2 separate regions of the Homo sapiens genome follow, and region 1 is linked to region 2. The links are chromatin loops, found by intact Hi-C in ENCODE. Cell type or tissue: heart left ventricle. All regions are shown on one strand.

The links. A loop is a pair of places that touch in the nucleus more often than their neighbours do. Peaks named below come from ENCODE experiments on the same cell type or tissue, not always from the same donor. Only the 100,000 strongest peaks of a DNase experiment are listed, where the experiment ranks them.
Region 1: a loop joins it to region 2, with 4 times the contacts of the local background. A loop is called at or near these places in 26 of 110 quality-filtered maps.

What each region holds. Positions count from the first base shown.
Region 1 is chr2:9,314,492-9,322,491 of GRCh38, reverse strand. ASAP2 (ArfGAP with SH3 domain, ankyrin repeat and PH domain 2) reads right to left here. Exons shown (of 28, transcript NM_003887.3): 4 at 3,894-3,968; 5 at 2,155-2,204. Among named protein-coding and RNA genes, the nearest start is that of ITGB1BP1, 110 kb to the left of the region's middle. In heart left ventricle, no CTCF peak of the experiment used is centred here; DNase peaks (open chromatin) are centred at 2,934 and 3,551; H3K4me3 peaks cover 849 bases; H3K27ac peaks cover 1,632 bases.
Region 2 is chr2:9,201,949-9,209,948 of GRCh38, reverse strand. ASAP2 (ArfGAP with SH3 domain, ankyrin repeat and PH domain 2) reads right to left here and starts at 3,137. Exons shown (of 28, transcript NM_003887.3): 1 at 2,719-3,137. The coding sequence starts at 2,844. RefSeq lists enhancers at 2,125-3,055, 3,056-3,988 and silencers at 3,418-3,601, 3,348-3,607. In heart left ventricle, a CTCF peak has its summit at 3,594 (motif pointing left); DNase peaks (open chromatin) are centred at 2,179, 2,798 and 3,408; H3K4me3 peaks cover 4,133 bases; H3K27ac peaks cover 3,211 bases.

The sequences.
Region 1 (8,000 bases), 110 kb before region 2:
AGCCGTGAGTTTTTATTCTGGAGAAAAGGAGACTAAACAAAACCAACAGAAAGCACTCAAAAAACAGAAAGGGCTGCCATGAAGACAAGGGAAGCAGCTCTTTCTGTAGAGCCTGAAGTAGACACCAGAAGACCCAAGTAGCATGTTCTTTCAAAGGCATCCAGTGATGAAATGGGCTACTCAGGGTTCCAGAGGGCTCCCTGTCATTAGGGCAAGGAGGACTAGAGTGTTTAAGAAGAGGCAAGAAATGTGATTTCTCTGTGTGTCCTGCACTGTGTAGGTTCTCAATAATTTGAAGGAGTGAATGAGTGAAAAATAAACACACAGGAGACCCTTTGGGAGGGATGTTGTTGTTTAATGAGTCTATGCATCCGGAAAGGAGTGTGACTGGAGGGTCCCTGGGACTAGAATTATACAACTCCAAGGTGTCGCTGACACTCCTTCACAGGCAAGAGACCGTCCAGACACTGGTCATTTCTCTTAATAATCAGGTATGGGACTACTGCCCAGGAATTTTAAAGACATCTAAAACCTATTATGGTTGTTACATATCACAAAACCTCTTGGGATAAATGAATCTCCCACATTAATAAAGAATTATTTCCTTTATTTATCCTACAATTACTTCAAGTTTAAAGGGTGCTGCTCCCTCCTCCTAAATTCTAGGGTTTTGTGAGGAATTCTGTCCCCATCCTACCCATGTGTGTCTCGATTTTACAGAATTTGATGTTATCCTTCTTCCAAACCTTTTCTTTTCAGAACCAGATGACTCTCTCAGGCACTCTTCTTCAGAAAGCCCTTTCTGCCCTTGGTCTAGTCACACACAGGACCATTTCCTATCAGCCACAGAGACGGGCAGCAAGGGAGGCTGAGTGAAGTGGGAAAGCTGCTTCCTGGCCTGGCTCAATTACTCTTACTGGCTGACAAGCAGAAACCACTGACTCTTGGTTTTCCCTCTGCAAAGCAGGAATCCGCTGGTCCCTTCCCATTTATTTCACCCAACTGGCACACAAATAAAGGATGCTGACGGACCAGGGATCCTGGGTGGGGGCCTCCCTGGGCTGAATGGACCTGCAGGGTTCTCTAGTCAACACTCTGCCTGTGCTTCTGAATGAATGTACACCATCAATGAAACTCCAGAACTCGGGGCCAAGCAACCTCGGGTATGGAAATGTAAGATTCCCATGGATAGAAGGAGTATCAAAGGTGTGGGGCTCACTGATTTGAGCTTTGTGATCCTTCACCACTGGAAAGATATCCTGAGCTATTTTTTTTTTAAACAATCTAATGAAATACTTGTACTTAGATTTGAAATGACTTCCTCATAACACCTTTTAGTTTAACAGATAGCTTCATATGGAAGTTTCTATTTCCATTCAGAGCACTCCAAGACACAGAGATTACAAAGTAAACACCACATTTCATATCTTTCCAGTATTTAAAATAATTGAAGCCATTATTCCCCCCATAATTACTTGCTTGATCAATTCCCTGTAGCTCGACTCTCTCTACTCTAGGGATGAGAAACTGTGATTGGGGAAGTTACAACTGCCTGAAGTCAACCAACAGAGTCTTGTCTATTGGTTGACTTCGGGTCAGGAAACCAATTCTACTTCTTGTAGAAACCGTAGTTCACATCCAAGAATCAATTCTCCATTCTTCAGGTTATTTTTTGGCAGATGAATCTGAAGGAGACAGGTATTGAACCCTCTTTCTAAAACCAAGGGAACTGGTATTTCAGAGAAACACAGATACAAAGCTAAGCAGCTTTCACAAATCACCAGGAAGATGAAGTCTGAAAACTGCCCTGCTATCAAAAACAGTAACGGAATGGACAAAGTGTTTAAAAACAAAAACAGAAAGAAATACCTCCTAAGAGAAATTGGTCTTAACTTCCCTCAATGAACTTTCCTGAAAATAACATCCTATAACCACTATGACATCTTAGACAAAGGAACAGAAGAAAACAGATTAGAAGAAGAAGACAGCATCACCAAACACATCTGTCATCAAAATGAACCACAGCAACATGGCTGATAAACATTCTTTTCTGGATTAAGGTTTATTTGGACAATCCCTTTAAGCAATACGAGGTTGGTTTAAATTTGAAATCCCAAATTACCTATACGTAAATTTAAAAACGAGAACACTCACATTTTTGTTTCATAGTCCTTCCAAGCTTTATCAAAAGGCTTTTTCAGATCCTGTAAACAAAGAATAATAAATTAGGCAAGACTAATCATTCACTTCTGTGCAAGATAAACTTACTTATCCCTGTACTAGCCCTGAAAGGAGCATTAATTTCTGCAATAAATGACGTATGTAATCCCACGAAAAATAAAGAACCAAGAGTACATGCTTTTAAGTAGACCAGTGGTGGCATTTCCTTTCTTTCTCTTAAAATAATATAGAATATACTAAATGTACACAAAAGCAAGGTGCTGCCACCCAGTTATGACACTCTTGGGCCACCTTGTGTCACCTGTGCCCTACTCCCTGCCCTGGGCCTAATCTGAAAGTAAATCCTGAAAGACAACCTTTCATCTGCAAATACTTCAGGATGTCTCTCTAAAAGAAAGGAACTCTAATTGATAGATGAATCTCATCACATCTAACCCTGCTTTAAGCCCAACGACAGAAATAGAAAGGCCGCCACATCCTCCTAGGGTCTCTTACTGCTCTTCCGTGTGCAATTCAGGACTTCATACACTCTGGTAAAGCCTGCCTCAAAAACTACTGAGCCACTGGAAATTCTATTGAATGGTCCTCACCTATTTATGCTCCCTTCAAAGGGGTTCTTCAGGGAGACAGAAATCTTTTTGTTGTTGCTGTTGACTACTTTTTGGCTTTTCAATGGCCTCAGGTAAGGCCCAAGTGCCACAGCCTGGCACACAAGTCCCTGCACGAACTGGCTCCTCCTGCACCCTGGCAGCCTGACATGCAGCACTGAGCCCTGCTCCCTGTGCGCACCTGCGCCTTTCCTCTGCCTGGGATGCCTTCCCGCCCGTGAGTTGGGCTAACTCCGCTGACCTGTTCTCCAAGCCCCTGAAGGCTCGATGGGGAATGTGTCTGAACAGCTCTCTCCGGGCACACTCTGTGAAGGAGACCCTGAGAGGCCTCTGTAGAGGTCCTGGAGATGGGTCAAGACTGGGTTTCCAGTCATCCCCGATGGGACCCAGGAATCGTGCGCAGATCCAAAGAATTTGAGTCTCCCGAGAAGGCAGCCACAATCACGTCCCTTCCGTGGTGCACGTCTGTCAGGGCTGGCGATGCGCAGGGGCAGCGCGCTGCCTGGCAAACGCGCCTCTAGCCCTGTCCGCTGCCCCCGAAACAGCTCCTGGCCTGCGTGCTCATGAGCAAACGCCCCTCCAGCCCCGTCTGCTGCCCCCTTAAACAGCTCCTGGCCTGCGTGCTTATGGTGGCTAGGCATGTCCTAAACAGCCAACATCCTCTGAAGGACAGAGAGACAAAGTTGGCTCATGCCTGACGACTGCGACCTTCCCAGCAGGAAAATACACCCTTGCTAGGATCCTTTCCCAGTGCTAAATGGGCAACGTGCCAGCTAGAAAGCCCGACTCCTCCCACAGGTTTCCCTGCTCCCTGGAGAGACCGAAACTCTTTACTTTTTCCAAAATAGCAGTTTTCTTTCCCTTCCCAGTCTCCTCCCCTCACCAACTTTGTTGTGCCAACAGGACGGCCAGAAAGGCCAGAAGTCACCACCTTTTTGGCTGAAAGGTGGTCCCAAGATGGCAAATCAGAGGAAGCTGAGATAAAAGAGCCATCCTATCGTCCCAATGAGAACGTACTGGCGTGGCTGCTGCCCGGCAGGCCAAGCTACTGTGACTCTACATGGTGTAAAAGCTGCCCCTGGTGTCACAGTGTCAATGTCATACCCCTTTCACTCCTTTCAGGTCCCCCTTCAGCAAACTGTCCAAAGGGAAGGAGATTATGTTGTTCATATTCTGAATCTAAAAAACAAAAACAAAAGGAGATTCTTATTCAGCTTCCTTGTGAATCTAAAGTAAGGACAGCAAGGACATTAGAGAGAACATTTGATAATGATTCACCTCCACCTAAAACCTGGCCGGTGCATGTACTGTGCCTTATTCAGTCATACATTCTTTGTAACAATTTCATCTTACAAATGAATAGAGGGCTAATGAAAAGTCTAGGTCTGTATATATTTCACAGTAACAATCTTATATTGTTATGCTAGAAAGTTTGTAAAGAGACAATCATTGCAGTGAAGAAAAAATATTTCAAAACATTCAATGACAGAATTACGTCGAAAGCCTAGAATAAAAGGAAACCCCCACTTCTGACTCTCAATCACGGCTCCACCCATAAGCTGGACTGTACTGGGGTTGGTGCTCTGGGCCCCAGGCCCCAGTCTCCACAGCAAGCTCCAAGCAGGGGAAACAAAGGCAGAGTCTTCTGTCTGCTGCAAAGGCACACGAGCGAATGCTGGGTGCGAATGAGAAAAGACGTGTGTGTGTTGGGGACGGAGAGTGTGTGTCAATGAGTGTGTACGACTGAGTGAGGGTGTTGTGGGTGTGTAAAGGTGTGACTGTGCTTGAGTATAAGAGTGAATGCACATGAGGGTGTATGTGAGTGAATGTGGGTATGAGTGATCGTGTAGGTGTGTGAGGGAGCATGTTAAGGGACTAAGGGTGTGATTGTGTGAGTGTGTGAATGCGATTGTGTATGGGTGTGTGAGGGTGTGATTGTGTACGGATGTGAGTGTGAGTGTGGATGTGAGTGTGAATGTGATTGTGTATGGGTGTGTGTGGGCGTGTGAGGGTTTCAGGATGTGATTATGGATGTGAGTGATTGTGTAAGTGTGTAAATGTGTGTATGGGTGTGTGTGGGTGTGATTGTGGATGTGAGTGCGTGAATGTGATTGTGTACGGGTGTGTGGGTGTGTGAGAGTGTGATTGTGGATGTGAGAGATTGTGTGGATTTGAGTGTGGGGTGTGATTGTGGGGGTGTAAGTGGGTGTGTAAGGGTGTAAGTGACTGAGTATAAGGTGAATGCACATGTGTGTGTGAGAATGTGAGTATGTGTAGGTGTGTGAGGGAGCATGTGTGTGTTTGAGGGTGTGTGTGTGGATGTGAGTTGGGGGTGAATGTGAATGATTGTGTGAGGGTGTGTGTGAGTGAAGATATGATTGTGTGAGTGGATGTGGGGGGCTGTGATTGTGAGGGTGTGAGGGTGTGGATATGAGTGTGTGTGATGCACGGGGTGTGTATGAGTGTGGTTGTGTGATTGTGTGAGTGTGGATGTGAGTGGGTGTGATTGCGTGGGGTGTGTGTTGAGTGTGGTGAGAGTGTGGATGTGAGTGGGTGTGATTGGGATGTGTGTTGTGTGGTTGTGATTGCGTGGGGTATGAGTGTGGTTGAGTGTGTGTGTGGATGTGATTTTGTGTGGTTGTGTGGAGTGTGGATGTGAGTGATTGGGAATGATTGCATGTTGTGTGAGTGTGGTTGTGAGAGTGTATGAGAGTGGACATGAGAGGGTGTGACGGGGGGTGTGTGGGAGGGTGTGAGAGTGAGGGTGTGATTGTGAGGGGGTGTGTGTTGGGGGGGTGTTGCTAGGCAAAGGAGATAAAAGGGAACAGGAAGGGCAAGAGCCTTGGTGCCCCCATTCTTCTCCCTGAAGCAAGAAGGCAGGAGAGTGGGGACACACACCGTCCGCATGGATTAAATTGGGTGGAATGGAAGCCTCCTAACCAACAGGTACACGAGGAGCAAGCAAGTCTCCGTGACAGCAGTTCAAATGCGAGTCAACTCAAGATGCGAAACTTCAGTCAGGAAGAGCCTTCAAGTACGGACTCAGAGCCCTGAGCCTGAAAAGATTCCCTCCCTCAAGTGGAAAACGAGCTCGAAACCCACTTTCGCACTTCCCAGGCTTGGACCACTCCCCTGAATCAACCCAAGGGCCAGTTCCCACTGCTGGGCCCCTGTGGCTTCTGTGACACTCTGGGCTTCTAGATTACAGGCCCAGAGAAGGAGAAGGACGAGAAGAGGGACTTGGGACCTTATGTATTCATTCATACCATCAAGCAAAGGAAAGTTTTATTTTTAGTATAATTATCTTAAATAGGAAGATAAAATGGCACCACTTTTAAAGCAATATGGCATCCGATTTCTATACACCATTCAGTGTACTAATTTTTTTTTCTTTTTTTTTGAAACAGGGTCTCACTGTGTCGCCCAGGTTGGAGGGCACTTCAGCCTCAACTTCTTGAGCTCAGGCGATCCTCCCACCTTAGCCTCCTGAGTAGCTGGGACTATAGGCACGGGCCAACATGCTTGGCTAATTTTTTTTTTGTAGTTTTTGTAGACAGGGTTTCACTGTGTTGCTCAGGCTAGTCTTGAACTCCTAGACTTAAGCAATCTGCCCTCCTCGGCCTCTCAAAGTGCTGGGATTACAGGCATGAGCCACCACGCCTGGACTAAATTTTACATTAGAAACAGAAATGTACTTGGAAAACACTGGTAAGGTGTATAATAACGTCTGCATCCACAGCCAATTCTGCTAAATAAATGATCAATTAATGACTGTCATTTCAGAAATAAACTTTTTTGGGGAACTTTTGCCCTAGGATTAAACAACTCAACATTTCTCACGTACCTGGCCTTCCTCCAAGGTACAATGTCATCAGCTATGTCTTGCTAAGATCAGCCTTAAGCATTAAATTTTTAAATGCTGAAAAGCGCAGTTTAAGGTGCGGTCTTAGGAACGACTGGAAGGAACAAGGACAAACAGAAGGCCGTGCTGATGAGTAACCTACGACAGCAAGCACGCCTAGATTTCCACTGTCATTGACAGTCCTGGCAGCCAGACAGGTGAGTGAGGAATGAAACTCCCGTCACAGTTCCCGCCTCCAGGGCCACATTTCCCTCTACTTGCAGGCAGCCCCAAGTATGCAGCCAGCTCTCCTTCCTCCAATGCTCTTCCTTCCTACAAAGCCCTCTCTCCCACCCTCCTCACTTGCTTGACACCCAAGAGTCATCTCTGACCCCAGTGCTGCCACCCAGCCGTGCGGCACGCTTCTCAACAAATTCCAGGTCTTAACCCTACATACGCAGACCCGTCTTCCAACATTCCCTCCATGCCATTCTCACGTCCACTGCCTTGGCTGCGCCTCACTGCTCCTTCTCAGGACTAAGGCTATGGCTTCCCCTGCTCCCTGCTGCCGCTTCCTAGTCTCTGCCTGCCCCACTCCCCGCTTCAGGGCTATGGCAGGCTTGTCTGGGGTTGTGTCCCTAATAAAGACTAAACTACTTATTCCTGCATTTCACACTCTCCACAATCCATCCTTATTTTCCATGTTTCATCTTCATATTTCTCCAAACTGAACTCTCTCCTTCCCTGATTCTACGCATGTGCTCAATTTGTTCTATTCGACGGAAACGTCTTCCCTATCCCTGCTGTTCAAAGCCTTCTCATCCATCAGGAGTTACTCAAACGCCACCTTCTCTACTAAGCAACCCCAGCAGAATGTGATCCCTCCCTCCCCCAGATCCTCCAATATTTTCTTTTCTATTTTTTTTTTTTTTTTTTTTTGAGATGGAGTCTCACCCAGGCTGGAGTGCAGTGGCGTGATCTCGGCTCACCGCAACCTCTGCTTTCCAGGTTCAAGTGATCCTCCCGCCTCAGCCTCCCGAGTTGCTGGGATTACAAGCACCCACAACCATGCCTGGCTTTTTGTATTTTTAGTAGAGACGGGGTTTCACCATGTTGGTCAGGCTGGTCTCAAACTCCTGACCTCAAGTGATCCACCTGCCTCGGCCTCCCAAAGACCTGGGATTACAGGTATGAGCCACTACACCCAGCCCCTTTTCTAAATGTTTTAAGGCACTTGGCAGGCTCTTCTCGTGTTCATCTTAGTGATCTCACACACTAAGTTCTAAAGGGTAGCATCCACCTTTATTGTATTTTATATTTACCAGAGCTCTTAGCATGGGGCTTGGCCTAGAATAGAGGCTTAAAAATTA
Region 2 (8,000 bases):
TAAAATGATTCTTTGGCAGATAGAACCTACATTGGAAATAACAGATTCAAAAAGGTTAATCAGTTTAAAATTAGTTTGCTGGCCGGGTGTGGTGGCTCACGCCTGTAATCCCAGCACTGTGGGAGGCTGAGGCAGGTGGATCACCTGAGGTCAGGAGTTCGAGACCAGCCTGACCAACATGGTGAAACCCCATCTCTACTAAATACAAAAAATTAGCTGTGCATGGTGGCGCATGCCTGTAATCCCAGCTACTTGGGAGGCTGAGGCAGGAGAATCGCTTGAACCTGGGAGGCAGAGGATGCAGTGAGCCAAGATTGTGCCATTGCACTCCAGCCTGGGCAACAAGAGCAAAACTCCGTAACAAATAAATAAATAAATATAAAATTAGTTTGCTAGTTCCGTGATTCATTTGTTTAAACATAAGACCAAGAGCTTGCAAATTTTATTTATTTGTTAAATGAGTAACTTTATGTCATGATACCCTCTCATGTTTCGTCTCAGTATGAGAAGATTTTTGTTTAAAACCAAAATACTGTACACATCAATTGTTATTAAACCATACATAGAACAAGTTTTGGTAATAGACACGAACATTAGACACCTGGGAAAGAGCATTATTTAAAGAAATCCACATTGATTTACCTCAGAAAGTGAACAACTTTCAAATTTAGTTATAAAACCAAGCTCACACATACCATCATCATAGCATGTATGTAGATTTGCTTAAAGTGAAATAAACCTGAAATGATTTTAATTTTTCCATTTTGAGACTTGAACCAATTCTTGGGCTTAGACGGCAGCATGAAGCAAGCTTGCAATTTAATGAAATGACCAAATCCAGTCTCTTTGTAATCTGCTCAGTAACTGAGCTCTAGGGTAATCTCCTGCACAGCATACAAAAAGAGCTTTGGAATTATACACTGTAAACTAAAATTAATCAGAGAAAGGTATGCCAATTTTAATAGCAATTCTTGTTTGCTTGGCTTTCCAACATCTGCCAGTGTTAATAATATTTAACTGACAAACTGCAGTGGGGAAAAGCAACAGAACTTTAAACATAATCAAGCTTTCTAAAGAAAGACATCATGCACAATGCTTCCTTCCCTTAAGAAATATTCAGCTACCTTTTTGGTTGCAATCATTCCATAAACATTATTAATGGTGTATTCTCAAAACACCGTGCTTTTTAACTGGCACTTAGGAAAAAATTTCATTCACCCATCCCCATCTGCCTCATTTGAAGGCATCATCTGTAAGCCTTGCTGCTAAAAGTAGAATTAAGTGATCTGGGGAATCACCGAATTCATAGGAAAGGTTTACATGCAGCTCTCTTCCGCCAAATTAAATGGAGAGAAGGAAGGCTACCCAAGTTATATTAACAGGATTCAGAATGCTGAATGTTACTTTTGACTCCCTTTTATTGACTGTTTACAGCTACAAAGAAAAAATTTTTCCATTAAGGGAAAACATTCTGGATTTTTTTTCAAGCAATTCCTAATAGCAGATGCTTTGTTCAAATGGGAAAAAAAAAAAAAAACCAGAAAAAAAAAATAACGCCATTGCTTCATTTAAAGCTCTTTGGTGACACCCACCCCCCCACCCACACACACACTCCTGCTAGCCCAGGCGTCTTCTGCTAAAACACCTGCAATACCCAATTTTAAAACTGTAACCTGACATCCTGGCCCAGAGACATTTAATCACAGATTCACTATTGCCACACGTGTGACTTGTAAACCTATTCTGAGCCGAGCAGAGTGCTAAGCACTTCACACAGTCTCTGATCCTGGAAAGGATGCATTACTAATCCCGTTTGATGGGTAAGGAAAAGGAGGACTGCAGGTGAGGATGTGCCTCAAACCACAGCCAACGGTGGCCCCTGGACTCACAGACTCTGCCCCTTTCCCCACGGCTTTAATTTTCAACCAAGCTTCTTCGTTCCTACGTGTTCCTCTCCCCAGGACCTGGAGAGCGTACTGCTTAGCAGCTAGGCGTGATGACTTTGCACCTTGAGAGCACTTTACTAAAACCAGGCCTTTTCCAGGTTGAGGGGGAAGGGCGGCATTCCGGGTTCAAGCAGGTGAGACCCAGGTAACCGGGGAGCGGCTCCTGGAGGCTTCTTGGACCCAGAAGCGCCGACTCTCACACACCTTGCCCGCAGTTCCTTCTCCGGGCACGGGTGGAGCGCAGCCAGGCCGCCCTGGCTGAGGCGGGCACGCCTTCCCGGGCAGCCCGGGATGCCCCGGACCCGCGGACCCGAGGGTGGGGGCCCTGCGGCGCTCGGGGGCTGCGGCGGGGAGCTCGGAGCGCGGAGCTGCCCCCGCCGGTCCACTTCAAGAACAAGTTGATAAGGTCCGCACCGGGTACCAAAGACCCCGGGCGGCGGCGGGCGGCGGCGGGCAGCGGGATCCCCCGCTCGCCGCGGACCCCGACTCTGGACAAAGTTGGCCGCGCTGCGGGGAAAAGACCAGGCCGCGGAACCCCGCGAGGGCCACGAGGCCGAGAGAGGGGAGGTCTTAAAGAGGCCCAAGGTGGCCATCACCCATCTCCTCCGAGCCACCTAGGCGGGAACAAAGGGCTTCTGTCTCGGGCAGGGTTGGCCCGGCCGCGTCCGGCTTCGGAGCAAAGAAAGTTTTCTCGGGATGCGGATGCGGGAGCGGCGGGCGGGGCTGGGGCGCGGGATACCTGCGGCCGGAGCCGCCGCGCAGGCCGCCTCACCTCCTCGATGGCCGCCACAGTGTTCCGGCACTGCGCCGTGCGGGTGGTGAAGCTGGAGGCCGTGGGCGCCTTGTAGTCCTCATGGGTCTCGGCCACGAATTCCGACACGGAGATCTGGTCCGGCATCGCCTCGGCGCGAGGGCGCTGGCGCACAGCCGCAGGGGCGCCGCCGCCTCAACTGCCGCAGCAGGCTCCGACCGCCGCTCGGACACCGCCGCTGCCGCCGCCGCTCCGGCCCGCGGACAAAGGGGAGCGCCGGGCGCGGGAGCCGCGCGGGGCCTGGCGGCGGAGCAGGGGCGGCGCGCAGCCCCGCGCAGCTCGGCCGGTCCGCCCGCCTGCGCGCCGAGGGCTCCGAGTCCGCTGCCGCCGCGTCCTCTCAGAGCGAGCCCCGAGGCGGGCGCGCACAGCCGGCGGGAACTACCCGCCACCCAGCCGCGGGCCCCGACGCCTCCCGCGGAGAGGGGCGGGTCCGGGCCGGGGGCGGCGGCCGGCCGGGCGTGGGGCGGGGCGGCGGGAGGACCGGGCCGCCAATCGGCGCGCTCGCCGCTGCCGCGCCGCCGGGAAGCGGATCCCGCAGGAAGGAAGGCGGCGCGCGCCCCGGCCCGCCGAGCCGTTCCTGGCCGCCGCGCGCCGCATTGTCTCGGCGTTCCGGGCCCCGCGCGCCGCGCCCATGCCCCGCCCCCAGCCGGCCCGAGGCCCCGACTCCGACCCGCTGCCCGCGAGGGTGCGTGTGGAGGTGCGCCCCGCCGGAGTCCGGCCTTGTGCGCGCCAACCGCCCCCCGCCCACGGCGCGGAGCACCTCTGGGCTCCCCACTTGAACGGCGGGCCGCGCCGGCCCATGAGGAAAGCGGGGTGCGGAGCTCGCCCCCTGCCGGAGGATGCGCTCCGCCGGCGGGCACCCTGCGGGGACCACAGCCGGACGCCAGAAGTGACCTGACCGTGAATGTGCGCTTTGCGTGCAGTCATTGCATCGTCGCAGGCCTAGGAGACAGATGAAGAGATGGGTGCTTATTTTATATAGGGGACACAGTGTGCCCAAGAGCACAAGATAAACGGCCGGGTGGGGATTCAAACCCATGTTCCCTGACTCAAGTGTGAGTGCTTCAGAGCGGTGAGGGGCCCCTACTAAAAGTCCCAGTCGCGTTTCCTAGGCTGCCCAATGATAGGTATTCTCGGTTATAGTTTTAGGGTACTAGGCCAGGACCCACCCTGGGAAGGCTGCTGAACGCCCTGAAGTGGTATTCCCGCAGGCAGAGGAGGGAACCGAGGGGGTGCAGGAGGAGGAGGAGGGGGAGAACGTGCTACAGCAGCCAGCCAACCTCACACAAAACCGGGCCAGTAAAGGGTTCGAACTGGTACCGATTTTTATTTACAGCTCTTAAGGAAATTCTCGGTTATACTGAAAAATCCAGAAGCTCTGAAGATACCAGTCAAATAAAATCACACCCTATAACTCTACACCAGACTTGTGGCATGGTTTCTGTAGCTGCCAGCGGTAAAACCAAGAGAAACTTTACAAAAACCTTTTGTGCATCTGAAAAGGAGGAAGTGTGAGAGACACTGGAAATTCAATATGTCAGACAAAGCCGTCTCCTGACACTGCAGGACAGTAGACCAGTCAAACAATCTTTTTAAAGCCCCCATGTAAGAAGTTGCTATATGAGGTGGCAGCTTGGGTCAGACATTATGTATGGCCTTTGGTATTTTAGTAGCACTGCATGTAAAATTTAACTTTCTAAAATCGCTGTATTCGTGGATAGCTTTTATCATTGCACTAGACAACAAGTTACAATTTAAAAATTGTATCTGTTTCTTTTTATGTTTTTTGATCCTTTTGGTGTCTGAAGTTTTCCTCTATTTGCAACCTTCTACAATTCATGTTTTGTGTTTATTATTTATATTAATACATCCTCTCCAACACCAGGCAGATTCTGTTCCCGCCTACCTAGTTTCCCAGCTACAGTTTTTGACATGAGGGAATATGCTGAATAACTTTTCAAGTCTTGATTTGTAGAGGGCTGGTCTCTATGAGGCTATGAGGGATCTAAGAAAGAAAGTCGGGTTTTTCCTTGATGTCTAGTACAGCATTAACCAGACTAATCAATACTTCTACAAGGACAAAGTTAAGCTTGGTATTCTCTGTTCTCTCTTTATATACAACTCCGGTTCTTGTTTCTTTTAGTTTAATTTTGCAGATACAGGAAGCTTTAGTAGCCTCAAAAAAATAAAATTGCAAAGCTGTGTTGCATTGCAAGGCTGGTGGAAAACAACAATTAGTTACCAAGTTCATTGGTGGCCTAAAGAGGATACCAAATTGGTAGAATGCTAGAGCCATTTATTCCTCCATCATCCCTTAGAAATCTAACTTGCCTACTGCATAAGCCTAGAATTAAAGCAAGACCAGAGCAAAACATAGCTAATGCCTTTCTGAGATTAATATAAGAATGAGTAGCTTCCAATAAATAACAATAAAATTAAAGTTCAACATGGATCAAGGAAACACTCTACACATACTCATTTTTTTAAATGCATCAAGAGAAGAAGAGTATGCTGGTAATGTCCTTACAGGCCTATACTTCCTTAACCAGAATTACTAAAAATCCCTGAAAATGTAGCTTTACAAATAGTTCTTAATAGTAAAATTCATCTGAAATGAACTGATGTGAGGCTATGTGTGGTCTTGTTTATCCTACCTCATGTGAATATGTATGTTTTGCTGCAAAATATAAACATGGTTGATTATGAAGTATTGCCCCAGACCCTACTGGGGGTAATTAGGAATATGTTATTATATGCAATGTGTTACCTTTCTAAAATCCGAAAATTTCTGAATCCACACATATCTGGCCCTTGGGGTTTCAGTAAGAGATTGTAGGCCTGTATTATTTTTTTTTAAAAAAAAAGGCGAAGAAAAAGGAGGAAGGAAGAAGGAGAAGGAAAGGAAGAGGAAAAGGAGAGAACGAAAACGTGATGTTAAAGACATCGTTTCCAGAGAAGAGACTCTCCTCCCAAAAATGAAATTTTTAGCGGCCCAGTGAGATTGGCCAACAGCCCATTTTCCAAAGGAATCTTCTGCCTCTAGTAGTTCACAAGAACCTGGGATTTATCACTCTCAGATCAAGGTGTAAAATATGTTCTTGACTCTGAAATTTGCTTGAGGGTTGGCTGGTTTACACAAGACTTGTCCAGTTCACTTGCTATTAACTTGTAAATGATTACTCTTGGAATGGGCAAATATGTGCTTTGAAAGAACTATGGTAAGAAATAGTAACAACAACCTAAAAACCCTGGTGATGTGAACATGGAAGTATAACTGAAAGTTTCTTTTCGTAACTTAATAATACTCTGCCCAAAATCGTGTTGCTGAAGGGACCCATTTATCCCCAAAGTGAGAGAAGATTGAGTACATTTACCACAGTTATCTCACTTTAGCACCCAGAAACTATTTTACAAATGAAAACTTGGGTTTTGGTAATAAATTGCTTCTCTGTGATAAGTAAGCTAGCCTCCCTAGGCCGGGCGCAGTGGCTCACTCCTGTAATCCCAGCACTTTGGGAGGCCGAGGCGGGCGGATCACGAGGTCAGGAGATCGAGACCATCCTGGCTAACACGGTGAAACCCCGTCTCTACTAAAAATCCAAAAAATTAGCCGGGCTTGGTGGTGGGCACCTGTAGTCCCAGCTACTCAGGAGGCTGAGGCAGGAGAATGGCCTAAACCCAGGAGGCGGAGCTTGCAGTGAGCTGAGATCCGGCCACTGCACTCCAACCTGGGCGACAGAGCGAGACTCTGTCTCAAAAAAAAAAAAAAAGAAAAAGAAATAAAGCTAGCCTCCCTAAAGAGTGTAGCTTGGACTAGCTAATTTCTAAGGCGCCTCCCCGTCCTGGTGTCCTGGTGTTCGTGCTGCCATTTTCTGTGTTTTATGTTAGTTTAGACACAAGAGAGAAAAATGCCACAAAGCATTGCTAAACATTAGTACTGAGACTCTAATTATTGTCCTAGACTTTTGAGAATGAGGCATGTTTTAGATGCCATTGGGAGCTAAATTTTTGAGAAAGTGGTCATTTTGTTAAGATGGTAGATTTAGATAACAAGCAGATTTATTCATTGCTAACTTTACAGATAACTTGAGGCCTGTTCATTTTTTTATTTTAACAAAGCAGTTTGAATAGATGACACACTCATTGCTGAACTGGAAAGAGAGTAATAGGTAAATTAAATATGATCAGTCATATACGGGAGTCACTTGTGCTGGCTCCAGAGACCTGATTCTTCAATTTTCAGGAATTTTGCAAGTTGGTTGTATCTCTTCTCTATGGTAGAAATATTATATCATGGTGTGCTAGTGAACATCTCTTCCCAACTCCATGTTCTGGTAGTTTGAGATTGTCCATGGTAGAGTATTTACAGCAGGAAAATTGGCAAATGATAAAAATCAAGGCCTGATTTATTGTTTTGTTGATTGTCTAACTTAATAAACTTAATGCAGTTATAGAGAAAGTATCATTCATGCGGATTAGACTTAAAGGTGTGTCAGGTCTACAGCCATCGCATTGTAAATAATGAAATTTTTGAGGAAATACCCTTCTAATATTTACAAACTAGTACATGATTGAGTAAAAAGGTCACTCATGTCATTGACAGATGAATAAAGTTATAGCATGCATCTTCACTGTTTCAGTTTTGTCTTATTAACATAAACAAAAAAGTCAACTAAATTCAGGTTGGAACTACACTCATTTGTTTTTTTTTTTTTTTTTTTTTTGAGACGGAGTCTCGCTCTGTTGCCCAGGCCGGACTGCGGACTGCAGTGGCGCAATCTCGGCTCACTGCAAGCTCCGCTTCCCGGGTTCACGCCATTCTCCTGCCTCAGCCTCCCGAGTAGCTGGGACTACAGGCGCCGCCACCGCGCCCGGCTAATTTTTTGTATTTTTAGTAGAGACGGGGTTTCACCTTGTTAGCCAGGATGGTCTCGATCTCCTGACCTCGTGATCCACCCGCCTCGGCCTCCCAAAGTGCTGGGATTACAGGCGTGAGCCACCGCGCCCGGCCTACACTCATTTGTTAATGACATGAGCAACTTTGCTGAGCTGGGCAATAATCAAGCATTTATTTATAGTCTTATTTTGTCAAATTGTGGTTGAATTGCAGACACAGATTGGCTATGAATGAAAGCATTTGGCCAAAATCAATGAAACCATTCTGTGAGAATCAATTAACTATATGGAATTTACACTAAAGAGTAGTGTGTAATTTGTAATTACTCATAAATTGTGTGCTACAC